2 separate regions of the Homo sapiens genome follow, and region 1 is linked to region 2. Evidence: chromatin loops called from intact Hi-C (ENCODE). Cell type or tissue: endothelial cell of umbilical vein. All regions are shown on one strand. Links, peaks and the distances in the headings refer to the core of each region. The heading gives the core; the rest is flanking DNA. Region 1 has its middle 20 kb from the start of LINC02011. Region 2 overlaps FGD5 (FYVE, RhoGEF and PH domain containing 5).

Region 1 (5,371 bases), core at 188-5,187, 85 kb before region 2:
CAGACCCTGCACTGAGGGCTGTCGGCACATGCTGTCATTCCAGCCTGACATGAGCTCCAAGTGGAAGGGACTCTCATTCTCTCCATTTTGAAAATGAAACTAGACTTTATTTTTGGGAGTGGCTGTAGATTCACAGCAAAATTGAGCATAAGCTACAGACAGTTCCCAGGTACCCCGGCACCGCCCCCAACACAGCCTCCCCCACCGTCAGCCTCCCCACTAGAGTGGTGCAGTTGTTACAATCAATGGATCTACACTGACACGATTACCACCCAAAGACCACAGTCTACATAAAGGCTCACTTTTGCTGTTGCACATTCTAGGGGTTTGGACAAATGTATGGCATGTCCACCACTATAGCATCACACAGAATAGTGTGTGGGGAGCACTGGAAGGACTTTGGGTTTTTCCTGGATTGAGGTGGGAGCCATGGAGGGGGCCGAACAGAAGAGGGACCTCCTGCTTTCAGCAGAGTCCTTCTGACTGCCCGAAAGAACTGTCTGTCTGGGGGCAAGACGGAGGCAGGGAGAGTGTGGCTGTGTCTTGAAGATCAAGGCAATAGGGTGTCCTAACAGATCAGATTTGGGGCAAGAGAGAAAGAGAGGAGGCAGGAATGACGTCAGTGTTTTGTAAAGATAGGGCTGCTTCTCCTGAGTGGGAGAGACTGTAAAGCAGCAGGCTCGGGAGGAGGACTGGGGACTGGGTTCTATTTGTGCTCATTAGAGCTGCGCACTCAGCATGGCCTGGCGGAGAGGGCTGCTGCCACCTTCTGCAGGTCCCCATCCAACCTGTCACTTTTGCAGGTGCAAGAGGCAGGGACAGGACCTCGGCTCAGGGAAGAGATTGCTGGGGAAGGAGAACATCCTGGAGGGGCTGTACGCTATAAAGGAGGTAATGGAAATGACCTACACCCCTGAGAGCTGGGCTGTGGGCCACATCCTAGTATGCCCCAGTCTGAGATCCAGGACTCTTCCACAGGCTGGCCTGGGGCATGTGGAGATAGTCAGGAGGGGACTCTCAAGGGATGGCAGGAATGCTCACCTCGTATTTTCTTTTGTTTGTTTGTTTGTGACAGAGTCTCTTTCTGTCGCCCAGGCTGGAGTATGGTGGCACAATCTTGGCTCAGTGTAGCGTCTGCCTCACGGGTTCAAGCAATTCTCGTGCCTCAGCCTCCCGAGTAACTGGGATTACAGGCATGTGCCACCATGCCCAGATAATTTTTTTATTTTTACTAGAGACAGGGTTTCACCATGTTGGTCAGGCTGGTTTCGAACTCCTGACCTCAAGTGATCCTACTGCCTTGGCCTCCCAAAGTGCTGGAATTACAGGCGTTTGCCACTGCACCCGGCCTTACCTTGTTAGTATTTTCAAGCATAAACTGCTTTATTTTAGGTGGAAGCACAAAGGAACAGAGTGAGAAAGATATTCCTTCCCATCTGTTCCCATCCTCCCATGCCATCAAGGAGTCTCAGGTGGCTGCCACCCCGACTTGAACAGCTCTTTGATGCTTGCCAGTTTCCCTTTTTGGGTTTTTGTTTTTGTATTTGGTTTTTTGTTTGTTTTTGAGACAGAGTCTTGCTTTCTTGTCCAGGCTGGAGTGCAGTGGCACAGTCATAGCTCACTGCAGCCTCAAACTCCCAGGCTCAAGCAATCCTCCCACCTCAACCTCCCGAGTAGCTGAAACCACAAGTGTGCCACCATGCCCAGATAACTTTCTTTTTTTTTTTTGGTGGAGACAGGGCAGGGTCTCACCATGTTGCCCAAACTGGTCCATTTTCCCCTTTTAACTAAGGCAGAGCAGGTCTCAAGCTCACAGCCTCGGGTAGGCAACAGTATTTGGCTAGAATTTAACAATGTAGCTTTATGCCCGGTCTGTCCATTTTACAGTGACCTTATATTTATGGCAAAGCAAGGCAGTAATTGGAAGTTTCCTTTTTAAATACACCTAAGTTGAAAATGTGGATGGATTTAGTGAAAGATATTCAACAAATAAGACGTGGCAAACATCCTTAAGATGATGTATATATCTCTGGCATGTGGGAAATGGCCCTGAATAAACACGTTTCCAGGGGTGTTGAGGTTTGGCTGGTGTGCTCCTTTCATTTCAGGGTGCTTGCTGTGTCTGTTCCCACTCTCTGTGATATTTTGCTCCCCTCTCCCTTGTCCTCTGGGATGTGGGAACGAGTCGGGGGATTCAGCCTTTGTTCCATCCTTAGCCAGGTTCTGAGGACTCTTTTTTTACATGCGGTCAGTGCTCCTGTCACCTCCAGTCCACTGGGGGGCGTCTCTGCACTGGCCAGACCCGTCCCGCTTGCAGGGTTTGGATGCACTCCCTGCCTTCTCACCTTGCACCCAGGTACTCGGGCTTAGGAACAGCAGCAAGTTGTGCCCTCTGTCCCCTGGGACTTTCCATGGCACGACCCCCAGCTCTGTGCACCATGTCCTCTGTCCCTCTCAGCAGCCTTGGAATGTGAGGAAACAGAGATGACGAGACCGGCTGAGGTCACCTGGCAAACCGGTGGCTGACCCAGGATGATAAGATGACAGGGATGCCAGGTAGGCTGAGCTCCCACGCTCCATGCGAGTGCCTGGGAAGGGGTGGGCTGGAGGAGCAGGGGATGAATGGAGGGAAGGGGGCCTCGGGGCTGTGCCCCTTCCCAAACGTGTGACTCAACCATGTGTCCAGTGGCTGTCCCTGCCACAGGCCCAGCCTATTAGGGAGCAAGCCAGGTCCCCAGACCTTGGGGATTTATTCCTCCTTCCGGGGGAGGCTTAAATTTTACCCCAGAAAAGGCAATGTGTAACATAAAAAGCCTCCATTTCTGACATATGAAGAGGGAAAGCCCTCCTTGGAGTCCTTCAATAATAATGATAATAATTCTAAATCCTATTTACTCGGTGCCAGACACTGCTCTAAACACTTTATAGGGCTGGGCTCAGTGAGTGGCTCATGTCTGTAATCCCAGCACTTTGGGAGGCTGAGGTGGGTGGATCACCTAAGGTCAGGAGTTTGAGACCAGCCTGGCCAACATGGTGAAACCCCGACTCTACTAAAAATACAAAAATTAGCGGGACATGGTGGCCCACGCCTGTAATCCCAGCTACTCAGGAGGCTGAGGCAGGAGAATCACTTGAACCCAGGAGGCGGAGGTTGCAGTGAGGTGAGATCATGCCACTGAACTCCAGCCTGGGCGACAGAGCAAGACTCTGTCTCAAAAAAATAATAAATAAATATATATATATATAAACACTTTATAAGTATTAACTTGCTTACACCTCATAAGAGCCCTAAGATGTAAGTGCTTCTTCTTATTCCCACTTTGAAGATGGGGACATTGAGGCAGAGAGAAGCAAAAGGCTTTTGGAAGGTCACACAGCAAGTCAGTGGCAAAGCTAGAAGTCAAGCCCAGAGGATTTCACTCTACACTTGTCAAAAGCCACAGGCTAGGCCAATGTGGGCAGAGGGGCAAGGCTGCTGGAACCTCTGAGATGGCTGGCGCAGCCCCTCCTTGCCGGCCCGGGGTGGCCACAAATGCAAGAACCGGGAAGGGCCCTCTTGGCACCTGACCCTCACCTGGCACTGTCAGCCCTTGACCACTTCCCCGGTGGGTAGGCATGCCACCTGTGTCTGCACCCTCCAGCGACCAGGGGCTCAGCTGTTCCCCTGGATGCCTGTGCTCTCCCTGCTCTGCCCTGCCTGAGCGGAATCTCCTCCTGCCCTTTGAATCCACCCCGCAGTGGGATCTGGCATCACCCTGTGGACCTCCAGACCTGCCTGTTCCCCAGCTCTGGGACAGCACATGTGACTCCTTAAGTCTTCTCGGCTGTAGCCCCTCTGACCTCTACAGATCTAGTAACTTTTCTGAAGTCCACAATCTGTGGCTGTGGCCCAAGGAGCTCTAAGGGCAGTTTGAGGAATTAAAATGAAGACAGTCCTGCAGCCACCTGTGTATGTGTGTCAGGGCTGGCAGGGAAGCGGTGGCTTCAGGGCTCTACTTCCATCCAGCCTCCGCCACCTTTGCCCCCACGGTGAAGGCAGCCTAGTGCACTGTTTCCAGGGTCTGGCCCTTTTAAATTTAGCTGCGGGGAAAAAGCAGTTTGTGCAGGTCTGGAACTTGGAGACAATCAGCAACAGGAAAAAGTCATCCGAGGGGAGCTTTCAGTGAATTATGGAGGTATTGTTCCTGCGCCCAAGGAGCCAGGGCTGCTGGTCCAAACCTCGCTGACCCAGCCCAGGCCTTTGGGGCAAAACATTGCCTGGAGCTGCGTCAGGACAACACAATGTGGGCCTCTGAAGGCCAAAAAAAAAAAAAAAAAAAAAGGGCCAGAGGAAGAAAAATACTGGAAATTCCCTGCATCCCAGTGATGGAAGAGCCTTTCTTGAAAATCAACAGCAAGGGAAAGGTTGCTGCCCGCCCAGGCGGGGCCTCGGGGAGCAGGAGGAAGTCGCAAGCGATATTTTGAGATATTTTCAGTCTGGTGTGATGCCGGTTGATTTTCCAAAACACAAGGGCCTCATGCTGGGAGGAGAGTTGAGGCTGGACTGAAGCTCACCAAGGGTGGGGCCGGGGTGCAGGATGGGCCAGGACAAGAACATAAACAGAAGCTGACCCAGTTGGAGAGCTCTGGTGCTCCAGATGGCTGACTCCCAGGCCCCTCGCCACCCTGGGAGGCCCAGGGGGGTCTCCTGTTGACCCAAAGGCCCTTCCGGACCTCACCTAGGTAGGAAAACTGCAGATGAAGACTGGGATCCCCCTGCACAGAATGCCTGCTAAGTGGCCAGGCAGATTCTGCTTGCTCGCCTCTCCTGATGGGGCACTCACCACCTATTCAGCAGCTCATCCCATTTCTGCACAGCTCTGAGTGGGAGAAACAATAACAATGGTTGTGGAAGGGACACAGCAGTGAACAAAACAAACGCTCCCGTCCTCATGGGGCTGACACTTTAGTAAAGGGACACAGTACAAAAAATTAATAAAATGTATGGTATGCTAGAAATTGCAAACACTGTGAGGGAGAAGATAAAGCAAGAAAAGGGGTAGGAGGCACTTGGGATGCAATTCTGGAAATAGGTAGTTAAGGAAAAAGTTCCTCCTCACTCTCAGCTGGGACCCACCTCCCTGGGATGTCTCGTGGACCCCACTCTGCCCTCTGGGCACAGAGGTTCATCTGCTCCCCCCTAGGCAGGGATAGTCTTGCTCTGTTCCAAATTGAGCAGGGCCAACTCCTCACAGGAAGGGGGCTCCAGCCCTCTCACCCTTCTCTAGGGCTCCAGAGTGAGCCCCTTTCACAGAGGTGGGAAGGACATTGTAAACCCTCTATCTCCATGAAGGCATGCGAAGGTCCCTTTTCAGCTGTTTTAGCAGCTGTA
Region 2 (5,371 bases), core at 163-5,162:
CTGTGTATACAATGGAATATTATTCAGCCATAAAAAGGAAGGGAATTCTGCCATTTGCAACGATGTGAATGAACTTGGAGGGCTTGATGCTGAATGAAATAAGCCAGTCACCGATGGACAAATACTGCATGAGTGCACTTACATGAGGTGTCTAAAATATAGGGCCAGGCATGGTGGCTCATGCCTGTGTTCCCAGCACTTCGGGAGGCCAAGGCAGGAGGTTCACTTGAGGCCAGGAGTTGGAGACCAGCCTGGGCAACATAATGAGACCTCGTCTCTACAAAAAATAAAAAAATTAGCTGGGTGTGATGGCGTGCATGCCTGTGGTCCCAGCTACTCAGGAGGCTGAGGCTGAAGGATCACTTGAGCCCAGGTGCCATTGCATTCCAGCCTGGGTGACAGAATGAGATCCCTAAGTCTCTAAAAAATAAAATAGCCTAATTCACAGAAGCAAGGAGTAGAATAGTGGTTGCCGGGGGTGGAGGGAGGGAGAGGTGGCAAGCTACTGTTCAACAAAGTTTCAGTGATATAGGAGATCACTGGAAGGAAAACTGCAGCTTCTCACTTGTTCCTTGCTCAGGGCTATTCAGCAGGTTGGAGGCCAAGTCAGGAGTAGAAATCAGGCCTCCTGATCCCTCATTCAGGGTGTTCCAAGATAGCATGCTGCTTCTGCAAATTTGTTACACACTGTAGCCAGAACCAAAGATCTCTCCAAAATTAAAGGTCTTTTAAGTAGCTGGGCCAAACCCACAGTCACACCAGCCTAACTTCAGGAACTGGACTAGTCAGCATGATCTGGAAACTGACCAGCTGGTCCTGGGGAAGCCAGGGGGCCACTGTTGCGTCCCTCCTTCTCCCCTCGCTTGTCCTGGCAGGCACTCACTCTCCTCCGCCTCCTCTTCCTGCTCCTGGTGACAGCTGGGATAAAGAGTGAGCCACCTCTCCCTGAGTACCTGTCTCTGAGTTTTCCAGCAGCTGTTGAAGGCTGTGCTGGAAACCCCCACCTGTGTTCCCTGCCTGCCCCAGTGGTCCCCAGGGGACTTGGAGACTGTGTTCTCCTGGAGCCTAGTGCCCCATGTATCTGGGTTTCTGAGCACTCTCCCGTCTCCAGATGTGACTTCAGAATTCTCCAGCTGGCCCCTTCATTGGGACCCTCAACACATGGAAGACTCACAAGGAAAATTTCCCCAGGGCTTGAAACAGCCATGGAAGGTGGCCCCTTCCTTGTGTGTGGATGTGGGTTATTTTAGGGGGGCTGCGTGGCTGAAGAGGCTGGCGCATACGGGGCATCGGGGGCACCTCAGATGTAGCCTGTGACCTAGAGATGTTTATTGAGGCTGTGTGGGGATTCTGGGCACAGGAAACTGTGTGAACCAAACACACCCAGAGGTAGGAAAAAATAGAGTGGGCTTAAGGGATCACCTGGAGCTCCATGTGGCATGGAGGAGTGGTGGAGGGGACTGGGAACAGCCCTGAGCTGAGCCACAGGGGCCCCTTTCTGTAAGCGCTGGGAGCCTCTGCAGCCACTCAAGGGTGCAGGTGACAGAAGGAGGCTGTGGGAATGGCTAGGAGGCTGGAGCTCAGAGTGAATGAGAGACAGGCCAGTCAAGGGTACAGGGAGGGTCAGAGCTTGGGTCCAAGATGAGGGATGGGAAGCCTGGACTTCAGAGGTAGAGCAGTGTGGAGTGTGGGTGAGGCCCAGGCTGGAGGGAGTGGAGGGAGACACTGCTGAGAGACATCTGAGGAGGAGGGAGGTCTCAAGGAGGTGAGCACAGGGCATTCAGATTGGAGTGCCCAGTGACCACAGGTGCAGGGGGACAGGTGTGAACTGATGGGGGTGTGTGCCGAGCCAGACACAGAGGCTTTGGGGGCGAGGAGCTTGGCAAAGGACTGGCAGAGACCAGTGAAAGAAAGAGGTGGCTGTTAACATCAGGCTGCGCCATCTTAAAGGCCGAGCAGGTGTGGACCCAGGAGGCCTGTACGCAGAGAGGGGAGGCGACGAGATAGGCATCTTGAGGTTGTTCCTTCCTCTCCCACAGGTAGGACATGGTGGGGAAGGATTGTGTGGACCCTGGGCATACTTGGGGACCATCCTGAGGGACAGGCCAAAAGGCCTGGGGTTCCCTGGCCTCTGTAATAATAAAGCGATGCTAATGCCTCACTCCCCTGTAGCTCTTTACTGATTATGAAGAGCTTTTCCATCCACAACCCTTTGCTGTCTTTGTGTGACAGCCTCTGAAACAGTGGTTCTCAAAACTTTTTGGTCTCAGACCCACCTCCCCTCTTAAAAATGATCGAGGGCCCCAAAGAATTTTTGTTTCTGTGAATCACATCTCTGCAATGTTTACCACATTAGAAAGTAAATCAGAAAATTTTGAAACATCTTTTAATGCATTTTAAAATAACAAACCCATTACATGTTAATACAAGTAGCACTTTTATGCAAAAAATAAATAAATAAATAAATAAATAAACCACCCTGTTTTCTAAAACAATCAAGAAAAAACAAAAGAGTGACATTTTTACATTTTTACAAATATTAATGTCTGGCTGAACAGAAGGTAGCTGGATTCACCTATCCACTTCCCCACTCGGTTGGTTGGAATTGTTTTGGTTGACTTAAATGAATAATATCTAGGCTCATACAGATATGTAGTTGGAAAAGGTAGGACTTTACATACCTCAGAGGTTCTCAGGCTATATTTTGGGAACTGATGTCCTCGAAGGAGGCTGAGCACCCAGTTTTACAGTTGGAAAAACTAAGGCATGGAGACAGAGGACCCGGATTCTTGACTCTTTGTGTGACCCGCTGTCTAACACTGAGGTTCCCTGGACCCCTCCCGACCTGCCCGGGTCCCAGAATAGCCAAGTGTTGAACCAGCTGGTTTGCTGGGGACCAGGGAGGAGGCCAGTAGCCCTGGGGACAGCCTCAGGCAGGGGCAGGTGGCCTGATGTTAACACCCATAGCTTCAGCTTGAGAAATGCCATAGCAATAGCATGGGCCTTGGCACCCCCAGCCCCCAAGCTCCTGGGAGGAGCCCTGTTCCCAGAAGCCTGTCCCTGGACTCTGCCGTCAGCCTCGGAGTTCATTTCCTGGTTAAACAAACATCTATATTAAATGGCCCAGTTGGGCAACGCCCAGAAGCAGTTTCTGCGTGCCTCGGGCACACAGCCTGCCAGGCCTCCCCGTTGGCCGCCTGGCGAAGACACATCCATCATCGCAGAGTCACTGAAGCAGGACTGCCCCGTGCGTCCCACCCAGAATCTGCACGTCTGGCAGGAGGGGCTGGGTGGGACGTGCAGAGGGGCCCGTGTCTGGACCCTACCAAAAGCCTGTCCTCGACAGCTTGGAGATTGTAACAGTGGTAATGATGGCAACTCCAGAAGTTTGGGTATGGTGTGACGGCTGCCATCCATCATCTGACCTCATCCTGGCAGGATAGGAACGCCCACCTGTTTGCCAGATGAGGAAACAGAGGCATCTGAGAGGGGCTCGCCCACGGTCACACAGCCACCCATGGCCTTGTTTGGGGGAGGATCCAGGCATCTTGACTTCCAGCATAGTTGTCTTTGTGCCATTGTGGCCACGTTCTGAGGATCCGGAGTGAGGAAGCCTGAGTGCAGAGGGGCAAGCCCAGGCTGCTCTGATGTGTGTCTGCTCTGATGAAAAGCACAGCAGGATAAAGATGGGGCAGGGGCCCTTAACCAGGGGTGACGTCTTGCATCACCCCAAGCCCTAGGACATTTGGCAGTATCTAAAGACATTTTTGATTGTCACAGTGGGGGTTGAGGGAGTAGAGGCTCCTATTGTCATCCAGTGGGTAGAAGCCAGGGATGCCATTAGTTATCCTGTAATACGTAAGAACAGCTTCTACAGCAAAAACTATTCTTCAGAATGTCAACAGTCCAAGATGGAGAAACCCTGGGGTGGAAAATGATTTGGGGTGTTCTTTAGGTCAGGCAGTCATGGATGACTGTGCTGAGGTTGTGACTTTTGAGCAGAGACCTGAAGGAACCAGAAAATACAAATGAAAAGATCTGGGGAAGAGCATTGCAAGAAGAGGGAACAGCACATGCAGAGGCCCTGAGTCAGGAAGGCATCCTCAAGAAGCCAGTGTGTGAGACCGGGTTGGTTATTCTCTACCAGATCTCAGATGAAAACACTGAGGCTCAGAGATAAGGGCTCACCAGAGGTCATACCATGAAACAGTGCTGGAGCTGGGTTTGAAATGGATGTGATTGATTCCAGAGTCCATTTGCTTTCCACTGTCTCTGCTGCTACTGTCAGAGGAGTGGCCCAGCCTTCATTTTGCAGTTAAGGCCTTTCCCTTACTCGATTCTATAAATTTTTTTTTCTTCTTCTATCCCTGGTTACTTGGTTTTGTTCCTGGCACCACCTCAGTGACAAAAACAACAAGGATAATGATGGCCAATAATTCCATAGTGCTTGCTGTGTGCCAGGCACAGTTCCAAGTGTGAGAGATTCTCTATATAGACACTCATCTGATCCTTATGACATGCATGTGTGCTGGATACTATTCTCCTACTGTGCCCATTTCACAGGTAAGAAAATTGAGGCACAGAGAGCTAAATGACTTGTTCAACAAATAAGAGTTAGAGACAGGAAACTGCCTAGTTCCAAAGCCCATGCTTTTTTTTTTTTTTTTTTGAGACGGAGTCTCACACTGTCGCCCAGGCTGGAGTGCAATGGCGCAATCTCGGCTCACTACAACCTCCGCCTCCTGCCTCAGTCTCCCGAGTAGCTGGGATCACAGGCGCCCACCACCATGCCCGGCTAATCTTTTTGTATTTTTAGTAGAGACAGGGTTTCGCTGTGTTGGCCAGGCTGGTCTCGAACTCTTAACCTCATGTTCCACCCGCCTTAGCCTCCCAAAGTGCTGGGATTACAGGCGTGAGCCACTGTGCCCGGCCTCAGAGCCCATGCTTTTAACCACAACACTATGCAGTGACTTTCTCAGCAGTGATTTTCTCATCACTAGAGTGGATCACTCACTTGACGAGTGGCTTCTTAAGTTTAGTAACACACAAGGTTCAGCACAGAAGGGAATTTAGAGGTTAGTTTGTCCACATATGAGGAAACTGAGGCTTGACCTTGAAAGTGATTTGTATAGAGTTGTACCAGGAGGCAGGTGTTCCCAGCTGAGTGCCCTCTGCTCTGCCATGGGCCACCGCTGCCAGCCACGCCTGCACATTCACAGCCTCCCCCGTCTATTTCATCAGGCCGCCACAGCGTGTCTTTGCATCTCTGGATCCCAGCCACTAGTTGTGTCTGATATCCGGCAGGTTTGGGGCCACCCAGCAGGAGCCTGCTTGTGGCAGAAGGCCCAGGCATCTGTCTCAGCCCAGCCCA

What was found. A loop is a pair of places that touch in the nucleus more often than their neighbours do. Peaks named below come from ENCODE experiments on the same cell type or tissue, not always from the same donor. Only the 100,000 strongest peaks of a DNase experiment are listed, where the experiment ranks them.
Region 1: it touches region 2 in a loop (3-fold over the local background); 8 of 110 quality-filtered maps call a loop at or near these places.

The regions. Positions count from the first base shown.
Region 1 is chr3:14,789,227-14,794,597 of GRCh38, forward strand. No RefSeq gene overlaps it. Among named protein-coding and RNA genes, the nearest start is that of LINC02011, 20 kb to the right of the region's middle. In endothelial cell of umbilical vein, for the core only: a CTCF peak has its summit at 2,271 (motif pointing right); a DNase peak (open chromatin) is centred at 2,275.
Region 2 is chr3:14,874,075-14,879,445 of GRCh38, forward strand. All of the region lies in intron 2 of FGD5 (FYVE, RhoGEF and PH domain containing 5), which reads left to right. Among named protein-coding and RNA genes, the nearest start is that of FGD5, 58 kb to the left of the region's middle. RefSeq lists an enhancer at 4,746-5,247. In endothelial cell of umbilical vein, for the core only: no CTCF peak of the experiment used is centred there; a DNase peak (open chromatin) is centred at 3,107; H3K27ac peaks cover 431 bases.